Regions from separate parts of the Homo sapiens genome. Here all the other regions are linked to region 2. Evidence: chromatin loops called from intact Hi-C (ENCODE). Cell type or tissue: ascending aorta. All regions are shown on one strand.

The links. A loop is a pair of places that touch in the nucleus more often than their neighbours do. Peaks named below come from ENCODE experiments on the same cell type or tissue, not always from the same donor. Only the 100,000 strongest peaks of a DNase experiment are listed, where the experiment ranks them.
Region 1: it touches region 2 in a loop (2.5-fold over the local background); 7 of 110 quality-filtered maps call a loop at or near these places.
Region 3: a loop joins it to region 2, with 2.2 times the contacts of the local background. A loop is called at or near these places in 13 of 110 quality-filtered maps.

Annotation. Positions count from the first base shown.
Region 1 is chr10:22,323,631-22,327,630 of GRCh38, forward strand. It overlaps COMMD3-BMI1 (COMMD3-BMI1 readthrough), which reads left to right. Exons shown (of 14, transcript NM_001204062.2): 6 at 2,801-2,931; 7 at 3,260-3,356; 8 at 3,965-4,000. BMI1 (BMI1 proto-oncogene, polycomb ring finger) reads left to right here. Exons shown (of 10, transcript NM_005180.9): 2 at 2,801-2,931; 3 at 3,260-3,356; 4 at 3,965-4,000. The coding sequence starts at 2,820. Among named protein-coding and RNA genes, the nearest start is that of BMI1, 4.5 kb to the left of the region's middle. RefSeq lists a silencer at 1,907-2,286. In ascending aorta, no CTCF peak of the experiment used is centred here; a DNase peak (open chromatin) is centred at 2,141; H3K4me3 peaks cover 2,567 bases; H3K27ac peaks cover 1,955 bases.
Region 2 is chr10:23,066,728-23,070,727 of GRCh38, forward strand. It overlaps LOC107984215 (a long non-coding RNA gene), which reads right to left. Exons shown (of 3, transcript XR_001747394.2): 2 at 2,748-2,841. Among named protein-coding and RNA genes, the nearest start is that of MSRB2, 27 kb to the right of the region's middle. RefSeq lists enhancers at 1,433-1,727, 3,973-4,000. In ascending aorta, a CTCF peak has its summit at 1,646 (motif pointing left); a DNase peak (open chromatin) is centred at 1,614; H3K27ac peaks cover 468 bases.
Region 3 is chr10:22,549,193-22,553,192 of GRCh38, forward strand. PIP4K2A (phosphatidylinositol-5-phosphate 4-kinase type 2 alpha) reads right to left here. Exons shown (of 10, transcript NM_005028.5): 7 at 1,467-1,580. Among named protein-coding and RNA genes, the nearest start is that of LINC03027, 110 kb to the left of the region's middle. In ascending aorta, a CTCF peak has its summit at 1,740 (motif pointing right); a DNase peak (open chromatin) is centred at 1,747.

The DNA of each region.
Region 1 (4,000 bases), 740 kb before region 2:
TTAACATAAGAACTTGCTTCTGTTTTCCTTCATTTTGACATTCCTGGTGTTAGGCCTCCACCTAAAAACTGACAGCCCCAACTGAGTGTGTTACAATGGCAAGTTTTAACGGTTGAGTATTTTTACCATGATATGTTTGGTGCATTTTTGTTTGCTTAACTGGCAGTTTCTGGGTTGGAACCTGGAAGGTTTTCACTTCTGAGGTGGAAGAGATTGTTTCTCAAATCTTATCAAGCACGTCAAACACTTTGGAAGTCTTCATTAGGTTGCCACTACTTTCAAAGGGCATAAAAACATAACTGATTTTTATATAAGTAACAGTGGTATTTATTAGCATTATAAATGGTCACAGGATTGTGGCCAAATTCTTCTGAACTGAGGTAGAGGAATTGTGTGAATTAAGACTTAAGATGAATTTGAAAGACTTTTGGTCAAGTACATGTGACTTAAATGCTCAAAGCCAACCGGTAGATAACCCTCCACTGAGGTTTGATTGTTCTCCTTGTTAATACTTGTCTTTGTGTGGTGTTGGTTTTCTGCAAGCTAGAGGAGAAATAAAGGCAGCTATTTTTATTGGAGCCCCTTCATGAACTTCGTGATCGGTGGTTTTTTAGTGCAGTATGCTTTCACAGGCAAACAGAAATATCAGCTTGCTATCTTTCTAGGAAAGATCCTGTGGTTTCACAAGGAGAATTTTCTTTAAGCACCAAGAAGGCTGTTCTTTAATTTACCAAGTATAATTTGATTTAAATATTGCTACTCTTTAGGGTCATTGCTCTACCTACAACTCCTCCGTGCCCCGCTTAGATTTATGTTAATATGTTGACAATATTCTCCAAAACAAGTAATCCAGAGATAACTGAGGAGTCAGTCACACAAGAAGTTTTCTGGTAGAGGTCGCCAGTTGCCACTGTGGTCACTTTCATAAGAGAGGCTTTGTTTTGTTTTTTACCATTTTCTAGAGGTTAGCTCTTAATTTCAGCCATTGAGCTGTGTTGATTGGTGTTTCCCTTTACTGCATTAATACACCTTAGGAATTAAAACCGCAGGTATATCTTACTGCAAGTTTCAAAAGGTCCTGGATTTCCATTCAAGGAAGATTTGAGAATGTACTTCAGTGAGGTCTGGAAGCTTAGTCTTATATCAGGTTCTGAAATGAATGAAGAAGGGGGGTTGAAGTTTATTTTTCAAGAATACTACACGAAGTATTTGACTTCCCTGACTGTCGGCTGGTGTATTGTTGCTGACAGTTCCCCATTGTGACTTTCCTGTAATAGAGGTATCTGTTGGGAATATCATTTCATCGTATGGGGGGTTTTACATTTGTTTTTCTCTCCTGTCGCTGCTTTGGGTTGACAAGCTGTTGATTTAGCGTTGGAAATGGGCTGGTCACATGGTTCTGTACATATTGTCACTATTGTACCGATTAAAGTACTTTTTCTTGCCCCCAGCATAGTTTGTCCAAATAAAACACTGGGCTTTGCCCTCTCCTCTTCTTGTAAAACAGATTTCAGTTTTCAGCCTTTCCAAAACTTTGTATCGCTCATTTAATCTACAGGAGAGCGTCACATTAGAGAAGGAAGTTTTAAAGAGGTTCGGTTCAATAAACATCTCTGCAATTTGAGCCCTGACGGTTTCGGGCTAAGTGCACAGTTGGCAATTCTCAAAAAATCCCTTCGTGAAATTTCTGACCGAGTGATTGCAGACAGGACAGACCGAGAGAGTCGAGATCTGAAACCAGCTCTGCGCACCAAGTCGACGTGAAAAGAGGCCCCCGGAGTGTCCGAAATGGCCGGGAGTGCGGTTTGCATTTTCCTTTCGCGGGCGCTGCCGCAGGCTCCGGGGTCCCCGCCGCCCAGGACTGGGTCCCTGGTCCCCGATCCCCGCTCCCCGCTCCCCAGCGCTGTGGCCTCGTGGGGCTGCCCCGCCCCCCCGGCGTCGCCGCACCCACCCCGCCCCCGCGCCGGCCCCGCCCCCGCGGCGCGCCGCCCCTCCCCCGCCCGCCCGCCCGCCCGCCGCCCCGCACGCCCGCCGAGGCTCGGGGCTCGGGCCGGGCTCCGCGCGGAGTTGCAGCGGTGGCCGGATGCCAAGTGTAAGTGTAAGTTGCTATGGAAACCCCGACCGAGGCGAGTTCCGAATCCGGAGCGAGACGGAGCCCCGGGCGCCGCCGGATCCGCCCCTCGCATCCCGGCCCCCGGGCGTCCGCCGCGCTCAGGCCCCGGCCCAGGCCGACTGGAGGTGCTCCTCCTGCGGCCCCAGCACCCGGCTCCGGAAATGCCAGGGATGCAGGGAGGGCAGAATTGTTTTCCCTGCGCGTCGCGTAAAAACGTGCCAGGTTCTGCTTGCTGGAACCGTCTAAAACAACCGGAACCCCGGATTTTCACTTGCAGATTCTTGAGGAAGTTTTATAATAAATTCGGAGACCTGGAACAAGCCCTAGTGGTTGGTAAATATCCGCGGGGATTGTGTGGCGTCTGCAGCAGCCTTGGGGCTGCTGGGCTGGAGGACAAATGGAAGAAAGAGACCCTAATACGCTCAGCTCCCAGCCCCCACCCCAGACTTTCTTCTACCTACAGGAATGATCTGAGAGACCAGAAGTAATGTTAGTTGGATCCTTTTGCATCAGTTTGGTAGAACTGATTCCGATCTGATGAGTAAATTCCTTCTGTAGAAACGTTAGGACAGCCCAGCTGTACAGTGTTAAATGAGTTTTATAAATTCAGTGTTTCAGGGTTTGTGATTACTAGATGATCTCCATTCTTGTTCTGTGAATTATGGCCATTATTTCTGTGTCTTGCAGGATTTTTTATCAAGCAGAAATGCATCGAACAACGAGAATCAAGATCACTGAGCTAAATCCCCACCTGATGTGTGTGCTTTGTGGAGGGTACTTCATTGATGCCACAACCATAATAGAATGTCTACATTCCTGTAAGTACCGAGCTTTAGCTCTCTTTTGTATCATGCGTATTTCACAGTTCGACCTGGAATTTGAAAACTGTTAATGATTCCTGCAATCTGTGGAAATGTTGGTACAAAGTGGTGAAGGCATTTTCTTCTCTTGCATCTAATGACTTTTTGTTAATATGTATTGATTGTATTACAAGCATGCAATATATGTGTTCTCAGGATATGAATTAGCTTATTTAGTTGGAAATGCCTTTCACCATCTTGTTTTCTACTAGTTCTGGGTTTCTAACACCAATGATTTATCCACTCATTTCTAAACATAAAAAAACTTCACATGTTCTACTTCTAGTCTGTAAAACGTGTATTGTTCGTTACCTGGAGACCAGCAAGTATTGTCCTATTTGTGATGTCCAAGTTCACAAGACCAGACCACTACTGAATATAAGGTAGGAAACTGTTGAAATTCCTTGTTTGTAATTATTATTGGAGTTGTATAATTTACTGAAGGCAACCCTCTTTATTTCTTCACAGAAAATTTACTCTTGAATACATAACTAATATGTGTGTGCTTTGTGGAGGGTAGCCGTTTAATTTCTTGCCATATTAATGGTGACCAAGTTTAGACAAAGTTTAGTAGTATTCAAGTGATTTTAAGATTTTTTTTTCCTAACTGTCCTTTAAAAACTGAGTTAGTTCACCTTTTTTGCATTGCTTTATGGACTTCATGACAGGCAGGAATAAATATTTAAAAGGGCTTCCATTCCTCTTTATTCCCTATTCATATTAGCTAGTTTAGTAACTTGAAAGGCACACTTCTTTTGACAGAGCAAATGTGAAGAATTTATTAGTGAATATAAAATATTTTTCTACTGATTTAAAAAGTGCTATATACAGAGAACTTTTATTCTCATAGTTTTTATCTTATCAATAATAGTTATAGACAGCATCACAATCAAGTAAAATATTATAGCACAAAAGAAGACTATAGAAACTTATGAACATTTTTAGTTCTTGCCATCTGAATTCATAGTTTTCTATTTTAATTATTTTTCAGGTCAGATAAAACTCTCCAAGATATTGTATACAAATT
Region 2 (4,000 bases):
CCACCCACCTAGGCCTCCCAAAATGCCGGGATTATAGGCGTGAGTCACTGTGCCTGGCCGACAATGTTTTCATAAAGATGTTGTTTATGTTTACATGGAGTGGGTTTATTATTATTGTTTCAAATGAATTAATAAATATTTAAATTACTTTGCTTTAATTTATAGTGCTGTAAATAGCAACACACAAAAACTGCAGAAATGATATTCTTTAGAATCTTCAATATTTAGAGAATAAAGGGGTCTGAGACCAAAAAATTTAAGAACAGTGATATAGAGGATTCAATAGGATTTGGAGACAGAGGATCTACATTCAAGTTCTAGTTCTGTCACTTAACTGACATTAATTTCTGTTAAGTAACTTAAGTGCAGTCTCTGAAGTCAGACTGTCTGGGTCCCTCATTTTAGCCTCGCTGTTTGCTGGCAGTGTGGCTTTGGGTGAACCATTTCGCTTCTGTCAATAGGGATGACAATAGCACCAGGTTGCTGCGTGCCTTAAATGACATTAGATTTCTAAATGCTGACACCTATTATTAGAACACAGTAAGAGCCCAGTAAATGTTAGCAATTATTATTAGTCTGAAACATTTTTAAGTGGGAAAAAGGTCCTTCCTTTTTTATTATCTCATGGTTCAAAATAATTAATAATAAAGTGTGATTCTTTTTTCTTTTCTTTAGAGTTGAGGTCTTGCTCTGTTGCCCAGGCTTTAGTGCAGCGGCACAACCACGGCTCACTGCAGCCTCGACCTCCCAGGCTCAAGCAATCTCCCTGCCTCAGCTTCCCTAGTACCTGGGAGTACAGGTGCGTGCCACCTCGCCTGGCTAGTTTTTTCGAAGTTTTTTTTGTAGAGATGGGGGTCTCACTATATCGTCCAGGCTGGTCTCAAACTCCTGGGCTCAAGCAATCCTCCCACCTCGGCCTCCCAAACTGTTGGAATTACAGGCGTGAGCCACTACGCCTGACCGGCAGTGTGATTCTAAAGGGCCGGAAGTGATGACCAAATCCACTTTCTCCACCCTCCCCTCCTGCTTCCACGGGGAGGTAGTGACATCAACACGTACCGTTTTTTTCTAGAAGGACGTGAGCAAGGCGAGTTGTGAATCGAAGGCAACAGGAAAAGTATGAAGTGGGCAAGTTGGCACAGGTGTGTGGGGAGACACTGGGGAGACCCAGATAGCCTCAGGCACACAGATGCCTAAGACCTCCTGGACCAGAGAGACTCCCAGCATCCCCCAGTTAAGCCCAAACCGGGCTCCTTCCCTGTCCCCCTATGTACCATAGGGTCCAAAAAGACACCGGTGTTCCACTGTCTCTGGAGCTGCCCAGTCCTGCAAAACGCAGCCTCCCCTTTCCCCGCCCTCCTCTTTTCCTCTTCTCCACGCCTCTGCTCTCTTCCTTTTCTCTCTTCCTGCCGCCCTCTCCAGTTTCCTTTTGCCCCTTCCGCCTTCTCAATTGCTTACCTTCTCCCCGACCGGCCTTCTCACTCCCATCTGGGGCTGGCAGTGCTCTTCTCTGTCCAACCAGTAATAACACATGAAGGCCTTCCAGGAACCTTAGGGAAGCCTGGAGTCAAGAGCCTCCAGGACCAGGCCTAGAGACTTAAAGGTGGACTATTCTGAGGCGTTGGGCGCCCCCTAGTGGTCCCTTCATGCCACCAATTCCCACAGGATCCATAACGATAACCTTTTTTACAGAGCGGAAGGTGTCTTTAGTTAGGCTAAGTGGAGACTGAAACAAGGACCTGGCCTAATAATGCACCAAAACTGTAGAAACCTTCTCTGATCCCTTACTTTCCAAAACATTTTTTATAAGAAGGTAGGTGGAATAAAAAGCAAGTTCAGCACGGAGCCAGTGCACTTCACAACAATGCTTAATTTGTCTAGAGCCCCCAGTAAGATGCACCAACTCAAAAGCAGGGTGAGACAGATGGCGGAGTCTATAGCAATGCAGAGATGATCCTGGGAAAAGCCATGGGCAGAAGAGATGTCGATCCAGCAATAGTGGAGGCTTGACAAGGCCCTGGCACTTGCACCTGCTGATTTTTATTTAAGGACACTCAAGAGGCCAGGTGGCTCATGCCTGTAATCCAAAAGCTGTGGTAGGCTGAGGCCAGAGGATTGCTTGAGCCCAGGAGTTCAAGAGCAGCCTGGGCAACATAGTCAGATCCCATTTCTACAAAAAAAAAAATAAAGAAAGAAAGAAAATTAGCCAGGCATGCTGGTGCATACCTGTAGTCTCAGCTACTCAGGAGTCTGAGGTGGAAGGATCACTTGAGCCCAGGAGTTTGAGGCTGCAGTGAGCCATGATTGCACCACTGTGTCCCAGTCTGGGTGACAGAGCAAGAACTTGTCTCTAAAAAAAATTAAAATGCTCAGGAATAAATTTCTCTATTCTACGCATGACACACATTCCTCTGAAAAACCGCACTGTGACAGGCCACACAGCTACCTACTCAGGATGCCCCAGAAAAAGTCCCAGCCACAGATTCTGTCTCCCTTAATGACTAGAGACCTCATTCTCTTTAAATGGCAGATTGTCCCAACCGCAAATCTCTTCTGCACAGTCAGCCTGGGATGCAAACAGATTGCTTTAACGTGTAACTTTGAAAGTCAGGTTGTCATAACCTAGAACTCTGGGAAGCCTCATCATGAAATCATAAAAGCTTGTGTTTGGCTAAAGCAATGTGTTCATGTATCAGTAATTCATGCAATCCTGTACAAATGCAATTTTAACAGATGTTAGCACATACCTGAACTGGTGGAACATTTCCATTAATAACTGTCTGCTTGTTCCGGGAGGCTGGGGAGCCTTATCCTCATCTGCCGGCTTAAGTTCAGGTTAGGCTGGGGATAGAATTTCCATGTAGACATTTTTAAAGTAACAGTAGTAGACGCTTGAAAGTTTCTAGCAAATGGCAGGACATAAATATGCGACCAGCGTGACTGTTTTTGCACAGGTTCACCCACGCAGTAATTACTCCTCAGTCTTATTTGATACATGCTAATTCCTATCTTGTTCTAATTGATTTGTTTTCAGGTCCCTGGGTCTCATAGTGACAACAGTGAAACAAAGAAGAATGATGGCATTTCCCAAAAAGGAACAACAGTTCCCACATGTGTCCAAGAGGAAGAACTGGCCATGGTTGGGGCAGGGTAGTAGTGGGTTAGGTGGTAGCAGTGTCTCCATGTATAGGGAGAAGCCCAGGGCAGGTAGGCTTTGGCTGCCATCCTCTGGCACCGAAGTTCTCCTTAGCAATTGCCCATCTCATTAAGACAGAAACGCATGAGAAAGGGAGAAGACTGTCCTGGTCAGGCTGGGTGCACACACACTCTTCTGGCTATTGCTGGAGTTAAGGCCCAGAAAGATCTTTTTTTTTGAGATGGAGTCTCGCTCTGTCACCCAGGCTAGAGTGCAATGGCACAATCTCGGCTCACTGCAACCTCTGCCTCCTGGGTTCAAGTGATTAGAAAGATCTATTCAGAGTGCTGATGGGCCAGGTGCGGTGGCTCATGCCTGTAATCCTAGCACTTTGGGAGGCTGAGGCGAGCGGATCACTTGAGGTCAGGAATTCCAAACCAGCCTGGCCAATGTGGCGAAAACCTGCCCCTACTAAAAATACAAAAAAATGCCAGGCGTGGTGAGGCATGCCTGTAATCCCAGCTACTAGGAAGGCTGAGGCAGGAGAATGGCTTGAACCCAGGAGGCAGAGGTTGCAGTGAGCCGAGACTGTACCACTGCACTCCAGCCTGGGTGGCAGAACAAGACTCCATCAAAAAAAAAAAAAAAAAAAAAAGTGCTGATGGCAGCACTTATCTTTTAATTGCACATTCCGATGGAACGTTCTTGTCACAATTTTATAGAAACCATTGTAAAATGCAGATGTGGACATGCACTTAAAACAGGGGTCACAGAGGCTGTTAAAGGACACAGAAAAACAGAGGGGAGACAGAGATTGGGTGACTCAAGTGCTAATATTCTTCTGTCTGGAGTAACAAGGTTGTT
Region 3 (4,000 bases), 520 kb before region 2:
TATGATCTAAAAATATTAACTACTAATAACTTGGTCAGTGTGAGTTTCTTGTAATAAAAAGAACTGTTAGAAGATTAAAAATAAATTATACTGCTTCCGCCTTCATGGGAAATACAAATGTATGACACTCATTCTGTGGCTTTCGTCATTTTCTTTTTCTTTTTTTTTTTTTGGTTTAATGACATAAAAAGACAATCTTCCCACAAAGCCTCTCTCTAAGTAGCAGATCCGTACTGGTGTGCCATGAAGTGTACACAAATGAATGAAAGCAACAGCTAAGAAAAGCTGAGTTTAGTAGCTGCCTAAATTCTAATTCCCACTGCATTGTTTTGTAACTCAACGAAGTCCAAGAAAATAACCTTTTTTTGGCCGGGCTTGGTGGCTGACGCCTGTAATCCCAGCACTTTGGGAGGCAGAGGCGGGTGGATCACGAGGTCAGGAGATCAAGATCATCCTGGCTAACACGGTGAAACCCCGTCTCTAATAAAAATACAAAAAATTAGCCAGGCGTGGTGGCGGGTGCCTGTAGTCCCAGCTACTCAGGAGGCTGAGGCGGGAGAATGGCGTGAACCTGGGAGGCAGAGCTTGCAGTGAGCCGAGATCGCGCCACTGCACTCCAGCCTAGAAGACAGTGAGAATCCATCTCAAAAAAAAAAAAAAAAAAAAAAAAAAAAAAAAAAAAGAAAGGAAAGAAAATAACCTTTTTTTCCTTTTTTCCTGGATTTATAAAAGACTTAAATAATGAGCAAATCCAATGGAAAAGCTGCAATGCCTTTATCATAAACTAAATGACAGGAAAAGGTACATTTTAAATGTTTAGAACAGTGTTTAAAAGCAAAACTCCATCATTATGGACGAAAGCCCCTTGGACACTGTTCTATGTCTCTCCACTGTCCCCTATGACCTAGTATCCCAAGCTGCCCCTGTGCTAGTCCCACAATGTGTAAGGGGGCCTCACTGGGCCTCATGACATGGTTTGTGGTGACTGGTGGAGATAGGAAAGCATTAAGTGACCCAGGCTATGTTAACCAGCACTGACTTGTGCTTTAGAGGGAAAAGTGCCAAGACTGTAATAGTGACTGAATATTTGTTTTTGAGATGCTCTGCTGGTTGACACAGAGTCCAGTACTCCCCTGGCCCCTCCCAAACTGGCTGGTGTGGGCAGGTCAGTCTTCATGGGCCATCCCAATACAGAATACAGGGGCCTGGGACCGGGGATTCCCAGCGGATGACAGCAGGTGCTTTCTTGTGTTTGGTGCCTAAATGAGAGGGCTGCTAAACTGGCATGCGTTTGCTTTAAACCAGATCATGTAACATGAGACACCTTCATGTCTGACTTCCCTAAGGTAGAGTATGCAGGTTTTTGCCTTGATTGAAGATTTAAATAGATGGTTTAAAAAGCTCCTAAAACCCAACAGGGCTGATATTTATACAATGAGTCTGGCCTCTCCACTGACTGTTCTTACCTCAACATCCTTTTTTAGTTTTTCCAGGAAGACCTTCTTGTTGTTGTCATCAATATAAATCTTTTGGCCCTCATTAATGAAATCATTATCTTTCAGAGTTGGCAGTTCTTTGGCCTAAAACAAATGAGAAAAACAATGACAAAGGCGCTTGAAGAAAACCTAAAAAAACCACATACACCTTCCAACCCTGGACACTGAAGTTTGCCCCTTTCACCGCCCCCACCCCGTTCACCACCACAGGGGTCTTACCCAAACAATAAAATAGGAGAAGGCTTGAATACCACCGGGGGGCGCCAGTGAGCCCCAATCTCTGGAAGCATTCGCAAGAGCAGTGGGGTGGGGGTCAGACAGACTCCATATCATAAGGCTTTTTGTAACACATTTCATGTTTTTCAGAGGAATGAACCTGACTGCTTTCTTAGACTCACTTTCTTACAAGAAGTCTTCTAAGTATAAAATTTGTATTCTTGGAATACTTTCCCAGGAACCCTCAATTTTCTTACAACCCAACTCCATCCCTCCTCCCACTTTTGGGGAGCCGTTGCTGGGCTCACATTGCAAATAACATGTTATCTTGTCTCAGAACAGCTCTATCCATAATCATATCTACTTTCTGCACCAGGGAGACATGCAGCACGAGGTTAGCCATCTGCCCTTCCAAGCCTTCCTGTTCACCACTCCAAGAAGGAAATTCTCTTCTCATTTGGACAATATCAAAGAAAAAGGGTCTTCTCTTAACATAAACGTATTAAGATCAGAGTTCTACCTTTTACAAATGAACGAGAGGGTGAGCTAATAAGTAAACTGCACTTATGGCAACCAACACAAAGCAATGAGCAACTATCAAAACATGGATCATGAGCAGAAAACACTGTAGCTTGTATTGCAGCAAACAGGATAATATAGGCATATAGTTTTAAAACAGTGTGGATTATTCTATTTAACTTTGTGCAACCTGCATTCAGTACGAGCTCAAAATAATCTCCCACCCCTTTCGGCTAACCATAGCTTGTTTATTTCAGCAGAAAGAAATCCAATGTCATGCACTGCCTTTGCCTGTATGTTGATGAACCTGGAATGGTCCTCTTTTCTGTAGGTGTGAACCAAATGTAAACAAAATAATCCAAGGAAACAAGCTGCTGTCCTTCCTGGCTCCGGCACTGTTCCTCCTCCCTCCTTATTCAGAGCAATGAAAGAACACTCCCTGGGTCCATCGCCTGCATCTTTCACATGCTCGAACTGTTCACTTCCCCTCCTATTTATAAAGTATAGACATGCATGTAAACAGTCACATCTATTTACAGCAACACATATGTACATAAATTATGCATTTCTAAATTAGTCGCTTTGGCTACTAACTTTGAGAAAATTTAAACAGTTTTGCAACTTTGAATTAGATATAACCACAATCTTTATAAGCCAAACAGAATTAATCCTTACAAAGCAGGTACAGCAAGGCCCAGAAATGTCAAGATTCAATTCAATCAGCAGTTACTGAGTGAGTCAAGTAGAGAGATGCAAATATGAATAGGTCACAATTTCTGCTGTAAAGGAGTTTGTAATCTCGTACGGGAGAATGATATGAAAGCACGTAGGTAGAAAATAAAGCAGGATGGGATGTGTATGTAAGATGTAAAGATAAATACTAAGATTCTAGGAAAGACTGATCTAATTCCAAACACTTTTATGCTGAGTTATTGAGTCTTTAAGAAATGAGAATGCAACGCCATTCTTCACAAAATGTCAGGATGCGCCTGCTAGACTTACCCCCTAAATCTGTCATTAATAATTTTAAAATAATGCAATACGTGCACCCCCCATTCCCACAAACCTTGAAATGTGAAGACAGCACAATATTAAAATGTTTGAGTTCATCACACTAGATTATAAGGTTTCTCTCCTATTAGAACTGTAAACATAATGAAGTTTCACCAAGAATGAAATGCAAGGTTCTGAAGTTTAACAAAACTCAGAGGGCAGTGAGAACATAAGCACTGCCCAAAACAGAAAATTGGAAGCACGTTAGAAAAAAGGGTTGAAGCCAGACCTACACACAAAAACAGGAGAGATGGAGAAGGATCGTAATTTTCCCAGCAGACACCTTGGGCATTTCTGTGTCATTATGTGTTGGCGATGGGAGGCGTGTGGGTGGGGGTGTTAAGGATATCTGCCTCAATTCCACAACCCATTTTATAAGTGTAAGAAAAGAAGGGTAGAGGGTGTTTTTTTCTGGTTTTGTATAAATGTGAGAAACCTGAAGGCAGAGATGACAGACCCCCGACAAGGCAGTAAATTACATGCTGGATGTGTGTTTGTAACACAAGTCACATTAATGAAGATGAATGCCACTTCAGGTTCACCCCAGCAGAATTACCTCATGTGACAGGGAAAGTATAATCCTACCTCATAAAACTCTGGACACCATGTACTCTATGACTAAGCTGACTTGTGAATTTCACAGGCACTAGGGTCGTATTTAGATTGGATCAAGCTCAAAAAAGGGCACCCAGATTGGCTAAAAGACTTAAGGGCTT